Linked DNA regions of Mus musculus: region 2 is linked to region 1. A link is a loop called in an ENCODE intact Hi-C map of the cell type or tissue named here. Cell type or tissue: left cerebral cortex. All regions are shown on one strand. Links, peaks and the distances in the headings refer to the core of each region. The heading gives the core; the rest is flanking DNA. Region 1 holds the start of Samd1 (sterile alpha motif domain containing 1). Region 2 holds the start of Adgrl1 (adhesion G protein-coupled receptor L1).

What was found. Peaks named below come from ENCODE experiments on the same cell type or tissue, not always from the same donor. Only the 100,000 strongest peaks of a DNase experiment are listed, where the experiment ranks them.
Region 2: it touches region 1 in a loop (2.5-fold over the local background); 5 of 42 quality-filtered maps call a loop at or near these places.

What each region holds. Positions count from the first base shown.
Region 1 is chr8:83,993,559-84,002,016 of GRCm38, forward strand. It overlaps Prkaca (protein kinase, cAMP dependent, catalytic, alpha), which reads left to right. Exons shown (of 10, transcript NM_008854.5): 9 at 1,237-1,401; 10 at 1,734-2,886. The coding sequence ends at 1,859. Samd1 (sterile alpha motif domain containing 1) reads left to right here and starts at 3,958. Exons shown (of 5, transcript NM_001081415.2): 1 at 3,958-5,007; 2 at 5,385-5,682; 3 at 5,766-5,862; 4 at 5,958-6,069; 5 at 6,159-6,857. The coding sequence starts at 4,114. The coding sequence ends at 6,317. It overlaps 1700067K01Rik (RIKEN cDNA 1700067K01 gene), which reads left to right and starts at 7,905. Exons shown (of 6, transcript NM_183097.3): 1 at 7,905-8,347. The coding sequence starts at 8,019. In left cerebral cortex, for the core only: a CTCF peak has its summit at 5,180 (motif pointing left); DNase peaks (open chromatin) are centred at 3,349, 3,631, 4,289, 4,886 and 2 more places; H3K4me3 peaks cover 2,396 bases; H3K27ac peaks cover 1,215 bases.
Region 2 is chr8:83,898,281-83,906,738 of GRCm38, forward strand. Adgrl1 (adhesion G protein-coupled receptor L1) reads left to right here and starts at 1,818. Exons shown (of 23, transcript NM_181039.2): 1 at 1,818-2,644. Gm26721 (predicted gene, 26721) reads right to left here and starts at 1,447. Exons shown (of 4, transcript NR_166528.1): 1 at 901-1,447. In left cerebral cortex, for the core only: a CTCF peak has its summit at 4,872; DNase peaks (open chromatin) are centred at 2,876, 3,666, 4,870 and 5,197; H3K4me3 peaks cover 3,597 bases; H3K27ac peaks cover 1,307 bases.

The sequences.
Region 1 (8,458 bases), core at 2,761-6,760:
CCTTATTTTCGAAGCCCTCGGAGCCCTCAGAGGAGCTGCCTGAAGGATCCCAGCGAGGATACAAGTCTGCAGACCTAAGAATGGAACCTCCTACAGTTCTGTTCCCTGCGACCTTACCCAGAATTCCCGAGCCAGCAAACTAAGGAGGGCATTCAACATGTTTTTTTTTTTTGTTTGCATGGCCACTGGGCCTAAAGGCAGAGCCCTGTGTATGTTGGGCTCCGACCTGCCCCAGCGCTGTAGTGCTAGCTCCAACAAGCCATCTCTGTTTATATTTTATCTACTTTAATTTGTGTGTCTGTATGTGCATGTGTACACATGCATACAGTAACCTTGGAGGCCAAAGGCATTAGATCCCCTAAGAATGGAGTTACAGGTGGTTATAGGCCAATGGAGGTCCTGGGAACAAACCAGGACCTTTGCAAGAACAAAGCCATCTGTTAGTGCAGCAATGAGTTTTTGGGTTTTTTGAGACAGGTATTCTTATGTAGCCTTGGCTGGTCTTGCCGTATAGATCAAGCTGGCCTTAAACTCACATCACAGAGATCCACTTGCCTGACTGGATGCTGATGTTGAGATTATCTGTGAGTGCCACCGCACTCTAACAAGCCATTGTTTTGTTGTTTTTTGAGTGTTTCCCCCCCCCCCCTTGGTTTTTTTTTCTTCTTCTACTTCTTCCTCTTTTTTTTTTTTTTTTCTTTTCGGAGACAGGGTTTGTTTGTTTGGCCCTGGCTGTCCTGGAACTCCCTCTGTAAACTAGACTGGCCACAAACTCACAGAGATACACATGCCTTGGACTCCCAAGTGCTGGGATTAAAGGCATGGGCCACCACTGCCCAGCCCCACAAGCCTTCTTAACAGATTCTCCCTGTAGGCCTATTGGATAGAACAGGTCCTAGTCTGCCAGGTACAGTGGTACATACTCTACACTAGCACTCAGGAGGCTAGGAGACAGGATTGTGTGGTTAAGGCCAGTTTGAGCTACACATTAAGATCCTTTCTCACCCAGTACGGTGGTGTACACGTTTAATCCCAGTACTTGGAAGGATAGGTGGATCTCTGAGTTTGAAGGCAGCCTGGTCTACAGAGAGTTTCAGGACAGCCAGGGCTACACAGAGAAACCTTGTCTGCGGTATCAGAGGAGGGGGTGGGAATTGTGTCAAAAATGGAGAAGGTGGCATTCTGGACCCCCAAAGCCTATGAGCAGCGCCCCACTCGTATCTACACCCCTTCCAGGTGCGGTTCCCATCCCACTTCAGCTCTGACTTGAAGGACCTGCTGCGGAACCTTCTGCAGGTGGATCTCACCAAGCGCTTTGGGAACCTCAAGAACGGGGTCAATGACATCAAGAACCACAAGTGGTTTGCCACGACTGACTGGATTGCCATCTATCAGAGAAAGGTGGGCTTCTTTTTCCCATACCCAAAGTTGGACTTACGGCTAGGATAGCATAGACAGCCCATTAAGTTCCAGACTAAACAGAAGGCTTCCTCAAGCCAGTAAGGGACTATACATGGTGGATACTGGGTTTTTCTGGCCACTTTGTGGTCTTAGGCAGGAAATATCCTCTGGGAAGTGACTTCCATTTGATAAGTTGGGTTGCAGAGAAGACCTTAATGTTGAGCTCAGGCCTGGGTCACAGCAAGTGTTGTTTGAATATTAAGCCATTCACCTTTATTGTTGTGATGGTAAGGTCAGCTAATGTGATCTGGGTGGTTTTGATTCCTATCCAGGTGGAAGCTCCCTTCATACCAAAGTTTAAAGGCCCTGGGGACACGAGTAACTTTGACGACTATGAGGAGGAAGAGATCCGGGTCTCCATCAATGAGAAGTGTGGCAAGGAGTTTACTGAGTTTTAGGGGTGTGCTTGTGCCCCTTGGGTTCTCTTTCATTTTTTCTTTTTCTTTCTATTTTTTTTCCGGTTGGGGGTGGGAGGGTTGGATCGAACAGCCAGAGGGCCCTAGAGTTCCATGCATCTAATTTAACATCCACTCCACACCCCCAGGGTTAAGGAGAGCAGGAAAGCGCTCCAGATACTGGGGAAGGGGCAACATCAGCTGCTCCCCCTCTCCCTTCTTCTCCACCCTTCCCTGCCTGTTTTCAATGAATTTCTTAGCTCCAGCCATACCCAATCTTGCTGGTGTATCCAGGGGCAGGGTACGGAAAGAGGGCCCCAAATTCAGCCTCCTTCCCGACCCTAGCACTGGATACTAAGGATGAACGAACAGTAACGCCAACCTTCCCTTCCATGCAGCCCTACCTGGAAAGGGAGATTTTATGACCTGTACAGAGGGCTGCTTGCCAGTGGGGTTTTTTTTTTTTTTCATTTAAATTAAGTTCCACCAGTGCCTCCCACCCTCCAAACTGTCCCACCCTCCCCAAACACCCTCCTCACTCCCTAAATCCATTCTGATGAGACCCGGGTAGCCAACTGACCCTGTCAAGGAAGGAACTGGGCTTGGAATCTCGCCCTGAGCTGCTAGCCTCCCGGCCCCCCTTTCCAGTGGTCTCATGCCAATTGTCCTGTGCATCAGCCCCCTTAAGAAGCCTCCCCCATCCTGGGCGCCTCGCTTCTAGCTTAGCTGTCAGCTGTCCATCACCTCTTGCCGTGCGTCCCCACTCACTGCAACCCCAAGTCTGATTGTGCTTTTTCTCTCAATAGAAAGGTGGGGAGCTGCTGGGGAAATTACCCCATTTATCCCTGTGTTTATCCCTCTCGTAACTTCTCCCAAAAAGGAGGAGCTCTCAGGCCTGGGTGGGGGCCCCGGGTGGACGAGGGGGTCGTTCAACCTGTGTGCTTCGAAGGATGAGACTTCCTCTTGAACAGTGTGCTGTTGTAAACATATTTGAAAACTATTACCAATAAAGTTTTGTTTTAAAATAAAAGTGTCGCTGGTTTTCCCGACTTCGATCACACCCTTGGGGTGTTGGAAAGGGAATTTCGAACCTCAATGTCCAGGTTCTGGAGACCCCGGCCTCGGGACCTTGGAGAAACCAGGTTTGGCTGGAATTCCTGTACTTCCTCCGCCTGGCCAGAGAAAGGAGGGGTGGGGTGGGCAAACTGTCCTTTGACCCTGAGTTCGGGGCCCTCAAATCTGCTCCCACCCCTACTTCGGTCTAGTCCGGGACAGAGAGGGCACTGGAGAGGGCCACTCGGACCGGTTCGGCCAAACAGCAGCAGGATTAGCAGGGTAGGAGAAAAGGGGAGCCCCGCGCGCCCCCAAGCCCTCATGTAGGCGCGGCAGGGCCGCTGGTGAGGTCTCCGCGGCTTCCCAGGAGCGAGGCGCGTCCGGCCGCGGCGCGGCTAGTTCCCGGTAAGTGCGGTCCCGAGAGCGCTGAGCGCGGAGAGGCGTGGAGAGGGGGCTGGGCGCCGAGGACGTCTGGGTCCCGCGCCCAATGGCTGGAGGGCGGCCGAACGCCGCCCGCGCGCCCCGCCCGCCCCTGTCCCCTCCCCCCTGGGCTCCCCTCCCCCTCCCCCGCCCGCCGCGCTCCCCGCCCCCGCTCCGGCGCCAACTCCGCGGCGCCTCCTTAAAAAGCGCGCGGGAGTTGTAAGGGGGGGCCGGAGCGAGCCGGAGTGAGCTAGAGCGACGGGTACACGGGGCGGGCGGGGGCCCGGGCTCCACCTTAAAAGCGGGCGCGTGGGGGTGGGAGGGAGCGAGGAAGGCGGGCAGCGGGGGAGGGCGAGCAGGAAGGGGGGCCGGAGTGTCCCGGGCGCAGGGCGCGCGTGCGGCGGCGGCGGGGAGGGGCCGGCCGCGCCGCGCTCCCCTCCTCCCTCCTCGCATCCCCGGCCCCGCGCGCGCCCAGCAGAAGCGGGGCTGTTGTGTGCGTGCGTGCGAGTGAGTGAGTGTGTGCATATTTTTTTCCTCTTTTCTTTCTCTCTCACTATTTTTTTTTCTGTCTCTCTCGCGCGCTCTCCTCTCTCTCGCTTTTTTTTTTTTTTTTTTTTTTTTTTTTTTGCGAAGAAACAGCAGCGCCGCCGCCGCTCCGCCGAGGCGCTGCGCCCCCCGGGGGGAGGCGGAGGAGGCGGGCAGCGGCGGAGGGAGGGGAGCGGGGAGGGGGCGCCGCGCTGGGAGGGAGGCAGCGCGCACCGTGCAGCCGGGCCGGGCGGGAGGCATGGCGGGGCCCCCGGCCCTACCCCCGCCGGAGACGGCGGCGGCCGCCACCACGGCGGCCGCCGCCTCGTCGTCCGCCGCTTCCCCGCACTACCAAGAGTGGATTCTGGACACCATCGACTCGCTGCGCTCGCGCAAGGCGCGGCCGGACCTGGAGCGCATCTGCCGGATGGTGCGGCGGCGGCACGGCCCGGAGCCGGAGCGCACGCGCGCGGAGCTCGAGAAACTGATCCAGCAGCGCGCCGTGCTCCGGGTCAGCTACAAGGGGAGCATCTCGTACCGCAACGCGGCGCGCGTCCAGCCGCCCCGCCGCGGAGCCACCCCACCCGCCCCGCCGCGCGTCCCCCGCGGGGGCCCCGCCGCGCCGCCGCCCACGCCCGCCCCGCCGCCCGCGCCCGTCGCCGCCCCGACCCGGGCGCCCCGCGCGGCCGCCGCCACAGCGCCCCCTTCTCCCGGCCCCGCGCAGCCGGGTCCCCGGGCGCAGCGGGCCGCGCCCCTGGCCGCGCCGCCACCAGCGCCCGCCGCGCCCCCGGCCGCGGCGCCCCCAGCCGGCCCGCGCCGTGCACCGCCGCCCGCCGTCGCCGCCCGGGAGCCGCCGGCGCCGCCACAGCAGCAGCAGCCGCCACCGCCGCAGCCACAGCCGCCGCCGGAGGGGGGCGCGGCGCGGGCGGGCGGCCCGGCGCGGCCCGTGAGCCTGCGGGAAGTCGTGCGCTACCTCGGGGGCAGTGGCGGCGCCAGCGGCCGCCTCACTCGCGGCCGCGTGCAGGGGCTGCTGGAAGAGGAAGCGGCGCGAGGCCGTCTGGAGCGCACCCGCCTGGGAGCGCTCGCGCTACCCCGCGGAGACAGGCCGGGACGGGCGCCGCCGGCCGCTAGCGCACGCGCGGCGCGGAGCAAGGTGAGCGCACCGGGCAGGTGCGGGCGAAGTTGGCGGGGACCAGAGTCCCGGGAGGGAGCGGGACGTCAGGTGGCCGGGATTCGCCCACGGTCCCCGTGGACTCCGAACGCGGTGGTCTTGGTCAGTGATCTGATCTGCGGGAGCCTCAGTTTCCTCGGCTGTAAACGTGGATTGCTGACAGTAGCGACCCCTGGGGGTAGTTGAACGAGTTTAGTAAGACTTGGCTATTGAGGGCTTTATTAACCCAGAACCTGGCACGGAAACGACAGCACAGCGTAAAAGTTACTCCGTGTTGTTGTCAAAGGTGGCGTCGGACACTGGATTTCATCTGGGACTAGAAGAGCTCTAACTCTGCCTGCTTCTTTCTCTGGCCCCAGAGAGGTGGAGAAGAACGGGTGTTTGAGAAAGAAGAGGAAGATGAGGATGAAGACGAGGAGGAGGAGGAGGAGGACAATGTATCTGAGGGCTCAGAAGTGCCCGAGAGTGACCGCCCCGCAGGTGCTCAGCACCATCAGATTAATGGAGAGCGGGGCCCTCAGAGTGCTAAGGAGAGGGTCAAGGAGTGGTCGCCCTGTGGACCCTACCAGGGCCAGGATGAAGGACGGGGACCAGCACCTGGCAGCTGCACACGGCAGGTGTTCCCGATGACAGCTGTGAATAAAGAAGGGGGATCAGGTAAGGCCCCCTCTGGATTGGGGCAGTGCTGAGCAGGGAGCTGTGATCCCTAGCCTGACTGCCCTCTGCTTTTCCTTTCCCAGCTTGTGTTGGAGCAGCTCCAGATTCTCCATCTCCGGTGCCTTTGCCTCCAGGAAAACCAGCTCTACCTGGGGCTGATGGGACACCTTTTGGCTGTCCGTAAGTTGAGGCATTGGGAGCGTTGGGGGTTAGCACCTGGGTGTTAGGCAATCAGAGCTGTGTCAAGGTCACTGTTGCTCTCCATTCTGATGCAGTCCCGGGCGCAAGGAGAAGCCGACAGACCCAGTGGAGTGGACAGTCATGGATGTGGTGGAATACTTCACTGAGGCGGGCTTCCCAGAGCAGGCCACTGCTTTTCAAGAGCAGGTGAGTTCCCAGCCTGGGCCTACAGGTGTGTGTACGCACAGAGGGCCTCACGGGTGTTCACTGACCCTGCCCGTTTCTGTCCTGCCCAGGAAATTGATGGCAAGTCTTTGTTGCTCATGCAACGGACAGATGTGCTCACTGGCCTATCCATTCGCCTGGGCCCAGCCCTGAAGATCTACGAGCACCACATCAAGGTGCTTCAGCAAGGCCACTTTGAGGATGATGATCCTGATGGCCTTCTAGGCTGAGCACCCAGCCATGTCCCCACCCCAACCAGTCCAGACTGCACCCAGGGCGGCTCCATAGTCCAGGAGCTGGGCATGGGTACACTCAACCTTCCTAACAGACTCCAGGGAGGGGGTGCCCTTCTCCATTCTCCCCCTTTTCTCACACCCCTGACCTTAGTTCACCCCTCTCCACAGCAGTGGAGTATGGGGTTGGAGGACTTGGTTGGCTCATTTACCTGGGGTCACCCTTTCTCCCCAGACCAGGACATTTTTGAAAAACAAAAAAACGGGAGCTTCCTGTGGCCCCAAACCCCTCTTCAGTTCAGCCAGATGTATCTTATATGTGTTTTGTTCTGCCTATTCATCCTGGTGGTGGTTTTTTCCTCGTCCCACCACCCCCGTGTCCTCCCCCTTGACCCCCAGCCTCTGGGGAACAGGTGAGGTAAGGGACCTTGGGTCCTCTTGTCCTTCCCTTTCTGTCTGTCTACTATTGTACCACCTGGCTGTATTGCTTTTTAATATTGCACCGAAGGTTTTTTAAATAAAACTTTAAAAAAAAAAGTTCATTTTCTGTATGGAGGAAGAAGGTGCTAAAAGCCTCCTTGAAGAGTTTAACATTAAGACAGTAATGTGGTGAGGCAGAATAGCTACGGCTTCCCTCAGCCCACTACTCAATGGGCTCACCAAGTATACAGATAGAACGTCTCGGTTCTATCTCCACCACCACAAAAAGAGACGGTTTTTGTGGCTGGGCTTGGTGGCACACCTGTTATCTTCACACTTCAGAGAGGGAAGTCGGATCAGGAGTTCGAGACTAGACTTACCTACATAGTTAAAAGGCAGCTTGGGCTACAGGCACTCAGTCCTGTCTCAACAATGACAAAATCAGTCTAGGACTGGAATAGTTCCTTTGTCTTCTGCCATCTCATTCCAGAACCACCTGCTCAAGTGTTTGTTGAGTGACTAACAGTTAACTGCACACTTGCTGAGCGTTTTGTTGTCACCTCTGTAGTTTGGTGAAGCAGACGTCATAAAACTCATTTTATAGACAGGGCAGCTGGCTTGACAAAGTCAAATTGAGGGTCACACAGGACAGTGTGACACCTGTTGCTGCGTACTTCCAGCCTTGTAATATATTTGGCTTCCTAGCCTGTACTTAAATACCAGTCAGTCTTTGCACGTAGCAAGGAATCCAACCTACAAGTGTTCTGGGACCAGTGCGGGCATACTGGAACTAAAAAGACGATGGGATAAGATCACCCATCTGAGGATTTTTATTGTATAAGTAACCGCTGTATCACTAGGCCTTAGGAAGGTCAAAAGCAGATCCCAGCTCCATCAGTTAAGAGATCTTGGGGTCACCTGCTGGGGTGTAGCCTAGGCCTCTGGGTAACCGTCACAACCCCCATCCAGTCCAGTCAATTGCCTGGGAAGAGAAAAGGCGCCTAGCTGCGCACCGCAAACACGAGGCAGGTCTGGGGCTCCGCCCTTGGCAGCACCCCGCGCGCCAGGTGCCCGCCGAGCTCCGTGCGCAGTGCAGGCCCAGGCTGCGCGCCCTCCGCGTGCTGAAATTCAAAAGAGGCGAAAGCCCCGCGGGGCGGCGCCGGCAGAGACGTCGAGGCCGGGCTGAGTGCGGCTGCGCTCACTGCCCAAGCCGGTCGGCCCCAGGTGTGTGCGCTCCCGGGACGCCGCAGGAGCTGGAGGAGCCTACTGTGGACGCGGATGGCTGCCGAACCCTGGTTCACGGGGTCGCTGGCCCTAGGCCCCGGAGAAGCACCGCCTTCGGAGGAACTGGGACCCGGGCCGCCGCCCTATGGAGACCCTTCGTGGTCGCCCGCCGGGAGACCCGAGACTTCAGCGGAGCAGGAGCCCCAGCGGGCACAGCCCATGATGGAAGCTCCAGCCTCCACGTCCTCCCGGGAGCCACTGGCAGCGGAGCTCGGGCCGGCCCCTGCTCGCCTCCCGCTGGACTCTATGTTCAGCCCCATCACTGACCAGCTCCGTTACCTGCTCAGGAAGGCGGATGACTTTCAAAGCTACTTGCTCTACAGGTGACCCTGCACAAAGGCCGAGGTCCCAGGAACAGGAGGACAGGCTGTGCAGCCCACAAAGGCCAAAAACTGAACTCAGGGCCCAGAGATACAGTATACGAGTCTAGCTAA
Region 2 (8,458 bases), core at 2,588-6,587, 95 kb before region 1:
ATTAAGGCTTTTGTGGATAATCTTTGTTCCTATTCAAGACCCACCCAAGTTCTTCCACTCTCAAACCTTTTCCTGACTTTAACCCACTCAGCAGGCAGAACAGCACCTTCCATGCACACTGAGATGGACTTTTAACCCACCCCATCCCCCACCCCACCCCACACCTCCTGCTCTAACCTCAGCACATCACATTCTCTGAAAAATCCACATCAGGGTTTATCTGCACTCCTAAGGCAGTGCTAACATTCAGCTGGACGTTGAACTTGAATAAGCTGCCGGATTCGGTATTTAGGCTGCTTTTGGGTGGATTCCCTTCCCCAAGGATCCAAGCCCAGTTTTTGCTTCTCCTCAGCCATCAATCTTAAGAGTTGCACCCATCCTTCGTAAAACGGATTCTCAGCGCGGCAGCTTCCAAGCTCTGTTCTTACCTCTCTGGATTCCGCTCCCCTGAACCCACACCCCAACCCCCGCACTGAGTTGTCTATATTGCTTAAGTGCCTGGTTTTGGCCCCGGGTTCAGCTTTATAGCCTCCCCCCACCAAAAAAAAAAAAAAAAACCAAAAAAACAAATAAACTATAAGTCTAGGCAGTGGTAGCTTTGGCTCCAGATATTTGGGCCAGGTCGACCCCCTTTCCCATCTAGAGAAGCAATCCTAGGCTTCATCTGTAGCTGGGGGGCTGAACCCAGCCTCTGGCTTCACTCACTAAGTCCAAAGCCTAGGAATCTAAGTCCGATCCGCTGCCCTACTTCTCCGAGTCCATCACCTGCAGTGTAGTTCTTACGTTGTGGAAATCTGCACCGGGCTTTTGCTCTCGCCATCAACCTAAAATTCAATTTTTTTTTTCTTCCCTACCCACCCCCTCCAAAACCAGACGCTTGAGGCGTTTATAGATACTAACCTCTCCTCCGCTCCTGCAGCCTGGTCAGCTCCAGGACCCTGTCCGGTTGCCAAGGCTCTCTCTTCTGTTTGGGGGAGGGGGGCTGTTCTCATCCCATCCTACCTACGCTCCAGTCCTGGCTTTGCGTCCCTCCCTCGTTTTTTTTTTTAATTAATTTATTTATTTATTTTTTTATTGTAGGTCTGGTCTCCCAGGGTAGCGGGATCCACACCACATCCCCTTCCTGTCGCATCACCCAGGATCCAGATACTGCTTTTACCTGCCGGCTCTGTTGCAGCCAGCGCGCGGGATCCTTCCATACCTCAGTCCAGCCCTCATTTTGTCCCTCCCCACCCCACGTCGCTGTTAGGAAGATGGGGGACAGCCTACGCTCTTGTCAGTCACTAAGCAGCACTCCCTCCGGCCCTCCTGCAATCCCGGGTGGGAGACGCTCTGGTCCAGGTCTTTTTTGTTGCCACCGCACAGGCCTGACGCATTACTCCATCTCCCTTGGAAGAATCCGGACCGAAATTTGCGTGCCTCGAGTGCATCTGGCCCTGTCGCAGCTACCTCCCCTCCCACTCCTACCCCCCCACACCGCGCCCCTCCCGTCCCTACCCTCTCTGCCAAATCCGGACCAGGTTTTGCGCAGTCCTTGCACAGCTCTCCATTTACCCCTCACCGGCTAGGCGCCTTTCTGCACAGCACGGCTGCAGAGTCCGTTCCGTTTTTTCTTGCCGCCCGTCGCACCCCACCCCCCCCCAGCCCAACTAGGGGGATCTAGCGCGTCGCCTCCCTCTGCCCACTTTTCCTTGGGGGAGGCGAGTGGAACTCCAGGCCAGGTTTCCGGGCCCTTCCTCGGGGCGCACGGGAGGGCTGCGGAGACTAGTCCCCGGCGGGTAGTCCAGGCCAGGTTTTGCGCTTGTCCGCCGCCCCCCTCCCGGAGCCGGCGGGCCCGGCAGCGCCGAGAGCAGGCGGCTTGTCATTGCTGGTGCCCCGCGCCCGCTCGCTCCGCGAGTCCTGCGGTGCCCACGGGCCCAGCCCCGCGCCCCCTGCTCCGGCCACCCCGGGGGCGCAACGCCGCCGCGCCTGCTTCCAGCTGTGTAGCTCCGGCCCCCTGCGGGCAGCGCGAGCGGTCGGCGCGGGAGCAGTCGGCGCTGCGACGCCCCCGCCCCGCCGTCTGCCGGAGACGCCCCGGCGGATGGGGCCGCGCGGGCCCAGGAGCGGCGCCGCCGGGCGGCGGGGGCCTGCGCGGCCGCCCGGGCAGCCGCGTTAACCCTTCGCCCGCTGCCGTCCGGGGGCGCTGGGAAGTCGCCTGGGCACACACGTGCCGCCTCCGTCGGGGCCGCGGAGCTGCGGGGGAGATGCGGGCAGCCGGCGCCGCCTCGGGGGGCTCCGCCTCGCCCCAGCCCCCCGAGCTCTGACGCCGCCCCCGCCCCTCCGCCTCCACGCCTCGCTCCCCGGGAGGGGCGCAGACCCGCGCGCCCGGGGCCGGGGCCGCCTCCGGAGCGCCGCGATCCGCCTTTTCTTTCCTTTTTTTTTTTTTTTTTATACTCCCCCCCCCCACCCCTTCCCTTTTAAATTTTGGTCGGTGGCGGCGGTGCTGGGCCGGAGGAAAGAAGGGACACGGAGTCCTCCCTCGCTCAGCCACCCCCTCCCCGCTTCCCCCTGGGCCGGGCTCCGGGAGATGTGCCGGGCGGGGGGCCCGGCTTCGCGGAGCCGCCGGAGGAGCGCGCACGGCCGACCCCGAAGCGCCGCTGGACAGGTGAGTGTGCGGGAGCCTCAGGCCACGCCGCACCTGGGCCAGGTGTGCGCGGCGGGAGGGGCGGGGAGCACCCTACCCCCGCCCGCCGGGGGCTTGGTGAGGGTGCGGATGGGCGGCCGCAGGGTGCCCTGCAGGGGGAGGGGACCGCTAGTGTGCCCGCGCGTGGCTGCGTGTGCCCGCGCGCGCGCCGGCCTTTGTGGGGAAGCGGCGCGGCGGTGCCTGCGTGTCCCCGGTGCGTGTGCGCGCGGGTGCTTGGCGCCCTGTTTGTGTAGGTGTCTGGGTGTGAGTGGAGAGGGTGCGTGTGCGCGCAGCGCGCGGGCCCGGGCTCCCCAGAGAAGCCATGTCGGGGGGCTGGCACCGCAGGATGCTGGGCCAGCCCCCCCCCCCCCCCGACATGGCTTGTTTTTCTCTGGGAGGCAGTGGCGCTAATGGTGGTTGGGGGTGGTATGGGGAGAGGTATGTCTGGGTGTCGAGTGAGTTTCAGCCCGGAGGGGTGCTTTGGGCAACCCTGGTGCAGTTGTGAGACATCTTCTGTTAGTGGTACCCTGTTAAGCACGGATGGAGGCTGTCAGGTTGGATCTACCGGAACGAGCTTTCTCTCCTCTTCCAGGTGTTCCTGAAATAGAGCTGTGTGGCTCAGTTGTCATCGTCCCGTTTGAGGGTCCTGGGATGAAAGTCCAGTTCGTGTGTGTGTGTGTGTGTGTGTGTGTGTGTGTGTGTGTGTGTGTGTGTGTGTGTGTGGTGGGAGGGTAGTGTGTACTTATGCAGTGGCCAGAAAATGTCCTCAAATGGCATCACTTCAGTGCACCCCAGGCACCTATGTGAAGATGGCACCCCGCCGGCAAACAGCCCCTAAGCTCACCCATCCCAATCTGTACACTTCTCGGCTAGGTTAGCTTCCAGCCCTATCCTCGCCCAGCATCTTATTACTGTACCTTCCTCATCTCCCCACCCCGCCTTCTCCTCAGCTTTGGCATCTTTGTGGATGTCCCTCCTGTCCCAATGTGAACCAGAGAGCCCCCTTCTTTCCCAGCCTCTCTGGGACCCAGAGCCGGATCTGTCTTCCCATATCCAAACATGTGGTGCGTTTGGGGGAGTTGGGGGAGGGGTTCAAGATGGCCGCCAAGATGGCTGGCAGCCTCTTTATCTCTGTCTGTCTCCCCCTCTCTCTGCTTACCCTCATGCCTCCAGTGGAGTAGGGAGGGTCAACGTGGGGAGAGAGTTGGACAGTGTAGGGACAGGTGTGGAGGACACCTGAGGGTGGATGTCTGTTCTGGGCCTGTTGACCTCCAGTGCTGCTGAGAGAGAGGCCATTGGTACCTGCTTCTCTTTCCTGCACCCCAAGGGCAGGCGTGAGTCTTTAATCCGACCCCAGACCCAACTCTATCTGGCCCACAGCCTGATGGCTACCCCTGCTCTCCCCCCTCCCTAGACCCTGGCAATACCCCATCAATCATGGAATGTCAGAGTGTTCCTTTGAGGGTCCCCACAAGCATCTCTGGCATCCTCTTCTTCATCTGCCCAGTTAGGAACTGGGGACCTTGGTGTGTGTGTTGGGGGACGCCTGCTAAGACAGGTCCTAGCTTTGGGGACAGGTGACTTCCTTCCTCCCCACACCCTGCCCACTAATGCCAAATTTATTACTTAAAAGTAGGATGAAAACAGGGAGAATAAGAGACGGAATACAACCTTCATTATCATATCGAGAAAATTATCTGTGATTTTCCTAACTAGCAATTTGCCTGCCATGCCGTTCAGATATGACTTGCCCATTAATTACAGAGATGAAAAATCATCTGGAAGGCGGAAAAGAACTAATTCCGTGGCTGGCGGCATGGCACCTTTGCACTGAGCCACAGCCGTGCATGTGGATATGTGGGTACCAGCCCTCCCGCTGGCTTCCCAGCATCTCCCCCCCCCCCCCCCCCGCTGGCTTGGGCCGCCCTGTTGCTTTTTTCCGTCTGATGTGCTTGCTTACTCCCAGTCATGGGGACGGGTGTACCCCACTATCTCCTGTGCTGTTGGACATCCTTGGACGTGGAGACAGTCCCCGGAGTTGTGGGAGTGTAAGGAGCTGGGGACTAGTGCACCTGGGCCACCGAGCCAGGGGGGAGGAGGTGGAAGGCCAGAGATGCGGAGCCAGGCTTCTATTCCCAGCCTGCCCTGGGGAACCCCCTTCTCCTAGGGGGCGCTCTGGAAGCCCCACGAGGGGGGAGGAGCCTGTGAGCGCCTGGCCCTGCTAGAGGAGTCTGTTTGCATCAAGCCCTCTCTGATCTCCATCTGCACATGGGACTCTGCTGCCTGCTGTCTTTCTTGTCTGTGTTGACTATTCCACCAGGCTGACAAGAGACCCTCTGGTGCTTCGGCCTCAACATGGGCATCTAGCAGAGGGGAAGGAAGAGGGTCAGGTGGGCCCCAAAACCTCTAAAGCATACACCCCTGAAAGAAGAGTAGTGGGAACGGGAGCCACCTCCCACTCCCACCACAGACAGGAGCTTCTGGTCTGTGTCCCCGCCCTCTGCTGGTTCCTCAGCCAGACCTGGCCAAGGACACTGAAAGCTCTAGTTTCTGTGTGGGCTTCTCCCAGGGATCAGATTTCTAGTCGCCAGACACTTCCCCTCCTCCAGCCCCTCTGTGAGGACACTGGAGGAGGAGCTGCTCGAGGTAGGGGTTCCCCTGTGAGCTGGAGATGCCCAGCAAGACTTGCGAGCCTCTCTGCCTGTGATAGAACCAGATGTCTGCTACTAAGGACAGAAAGTGGGGTCCTGGGGTGGGGGTGGGGCTCTCTCTCCACTGTCAGGGAAGACCTGGTGTCTCCAAACCGAGCCGGTTTCCACTTCTTAAGTCTGTGTGCCTCTTTAGCACACTCTCTGGTTCTGGCCTAGGGTAGTGACTACCATGGTTCCCATGTGCTACTTGTCCCTGCGCTCAGAGAGGGTCCAGACTGCATCCCTCCCTCCATGCCAAGGGGGTGACTCTTCGGTAGCTGTCTGTATGCACACTGACCGGAGGACTTTACCTTGCCCAAACCTACTAGTGTGAGCTTGCTGTGTGTCCCTGAAGGGCTGGTGCCCCTCTGTGAGCAAACTGCAAACACTTCCAAGTGCTTTTTCTGTCAGGTTCCAGGCTTGAGGTGCCACTGGGACAGTGACTACTTCTAGTCCCTAGGCTCATATCCTGACGAGGGAGGGAGAGAGTGTGTGTGTGTGTGTGTTTCTTCTAGGGAGCGCAGCCCTAGACTGAATAGCCCCTCAGCCCCTTGAGTTCCAGTTTTAGGGGATAGAGTGTGCCGTCACGTGCTGTCTCATCCCACCCACTCTCCTGCTTTTACAAAGGCAGTTCCACCCAGGACATGGCTTGTGAACTCTGCTTCAGACTTCAGCTTCCGCAGCCCTCCTGTCTTTCTGTAGAGCCCGTGACACCTCTGTAGTTCCCTGATTGATTGTGCCTGTTTACTGTCTGTCTGTCTGTCTGTCTTGAGTACGATCCAGAGGTTCGGGGTCTTGTTAGTTTAGGAGCACAGGTGCCCTAGAAGAGCTCATTGTTGAACTGCCTGTGGTCCTGGCCTGCCATTCCCAACTCTCAGGGTTGGCTGAGCATGAGTGGGAAGCCAGCACAGGCTACAGAGGGAGATCTTACAAAGAGGGGAAGGAAGGAAGGAAGGAAGGAAGGAAGGAAGGAAGGAAGGAAGGAAGGAAGGAAGGAAGAAAGGAAGGAGAAAGGGAGGGAGGGAGGGAAGGAAGAAAGGAGGGAGAGAGATGGCTTAAGAGTCACAAGTGTGCTGCGCTCGTACAGGACCAGAATTCAGTTCCCAGCTCCTGGGGATCGGACATCTCTGGCACCTACACTGGTGCACACCCCCCTCCAACACATAAACATGATTACAGATAATAAAAGCAATGTAGGGCAAAGGGAGGAGGGAGGGAGGTGGGCTGGCACAATTGGCCCTGTACGATAACCCTTTGACCTGCCCCCTCCCCCCTTTAGTAGCAAGGCAAGGGCTGGTTTAATTATGCTTACATTCTTATGTAATTCTGTGCACATCTGGGGACATCAAAGGTACCCTTGCGTGTGAGGACGTGTGGGGACATGGTGCCACATGACTGTGCTACAGGGTTTAGGCTCTAGAGAGGGAATTCGAGGGACCCTTACCCTCACCAGGAGGCTGGGAGCCCTTAGAATGTGAGCAGTTGCTCCCAAGATCCCACGGACACTGACCCTCTTTCTGGGATGGGATCCTCCGTGGTTTAGGCTTCTCTGGGCCCTGGGGAGCGAGTAACCTTGTCTTGTTCGCCTCCCCTTCCAAAGTGGGGAGAACATAACAGTTCAGTCAACAAACTGGAAACGCCCCAGAGCTAAAAATAACAACGTCCCCACACTTACCCAGAGACTTAAAAAGTCACACATGGACTGTGAGCTACTAGTGGCCCAATGGTATCCCTGATGTTGGAGCCTGATGTGCATGCTAGCTAGCCCTTTCTCTCTCCCCCGTCTCCTCTCTGTTGTCCCAGGCTTCCACCCTCTTGCCTCAGCCTCCTGAGTGCTGGGATGATGGACAAGGTTCTTCATGGTGTTCTTTATGGGACCCCCTGGAATCTGTAGGATGCCCAACACCACCCTAGAGATACACTGCCTCAGTGTCAACAGTGTCCTCCACAGGTACCACGGCAGCACCCAGTAGTCTCTCCAGGCCAATCAATTCCAAGGCAGAACTGTCCAGCTGACAAGCATACTCTAAGGCCGTGAGTGCAAGTTTGGCACACCCACTCAAAATAAAGCAACATGGGGGTTCCCACGGGCTCTGGACTGGCTATGTTCAAGTTCATTCTTCTCTTCACCCTAGAAACGTAAGATGCCCTTCTGAGCTCATGACAGACAGAATAGGCGGTGACCAAACCATGGTCGCCAGACCCTGCCACAGAGCACCTCAACTAGGGGCGGCTCCATTTGGGGCTTTGTGGGTTATTCTTTCTTCCACCCTTTCAAACCCCTAACTCTAGATAGGAGAGAGAAAAAAATGATGGAGGGGGAAGGGAGTGACATTCTTGTTAGACTACTTCCTGCAGATTAGGGCATTGAGTTCCTTGGGGTAAGTTTGATCTTCACCATCAGGGTCCTAATTCTCATTTCCTTGCATATGACTGCTTGACAAACCACAGCCAACCAACAACCCACCCTGGCTCTCAGGGACCTGGCATTTATATACTATCTGAAAAGTCCCCAGAATTCCACATGTCACACGATTGCAATAACTATCTGCCACTGGTGGAATCCCACCCCTGCTAGAGCAGGAGGCAAATCACAGTCAGCTGCTGTGAACGGTCTGAAGCAGCACCAGACCCCACACCTGGGGTTAAAATGAAAATACATTCTTATAATATTTCTGTGTTTTTTAAAGAAACCAACATTCTCACTATAGGTTCAGACATAGTCTGGCTGCCTCCCCACGGCTCATGGCCCCTCATTCTCCCTGGGCTGTTCTGTAAACGTGGTCTAAGCCCCAGAGTCTTTGCTGTCTCCAGATGAGCCTGCCTGTTTCTGTAGTCACTGCGAGAGGCCGCTCAGTGGTTAAGAACACTGGCTGCTCTTCCAGGGGACCTGGGTCCAGTTTCCAGCAGTCTGACAGCAGCCTACAACTCTAGGGACAGGTTCCTAACCTGGTTTCTGTGGGGTACAGCACATATGTGGTACACAAACATACATGTAGGCAAAACACCCATATATATAAAAAATGAAAGCCCCCCCCCTTCTAGCTTTATCTTCCACTGAACTAGAACATAACCAGACTACTTCCTTAGCACCAGCTCCTGCTCC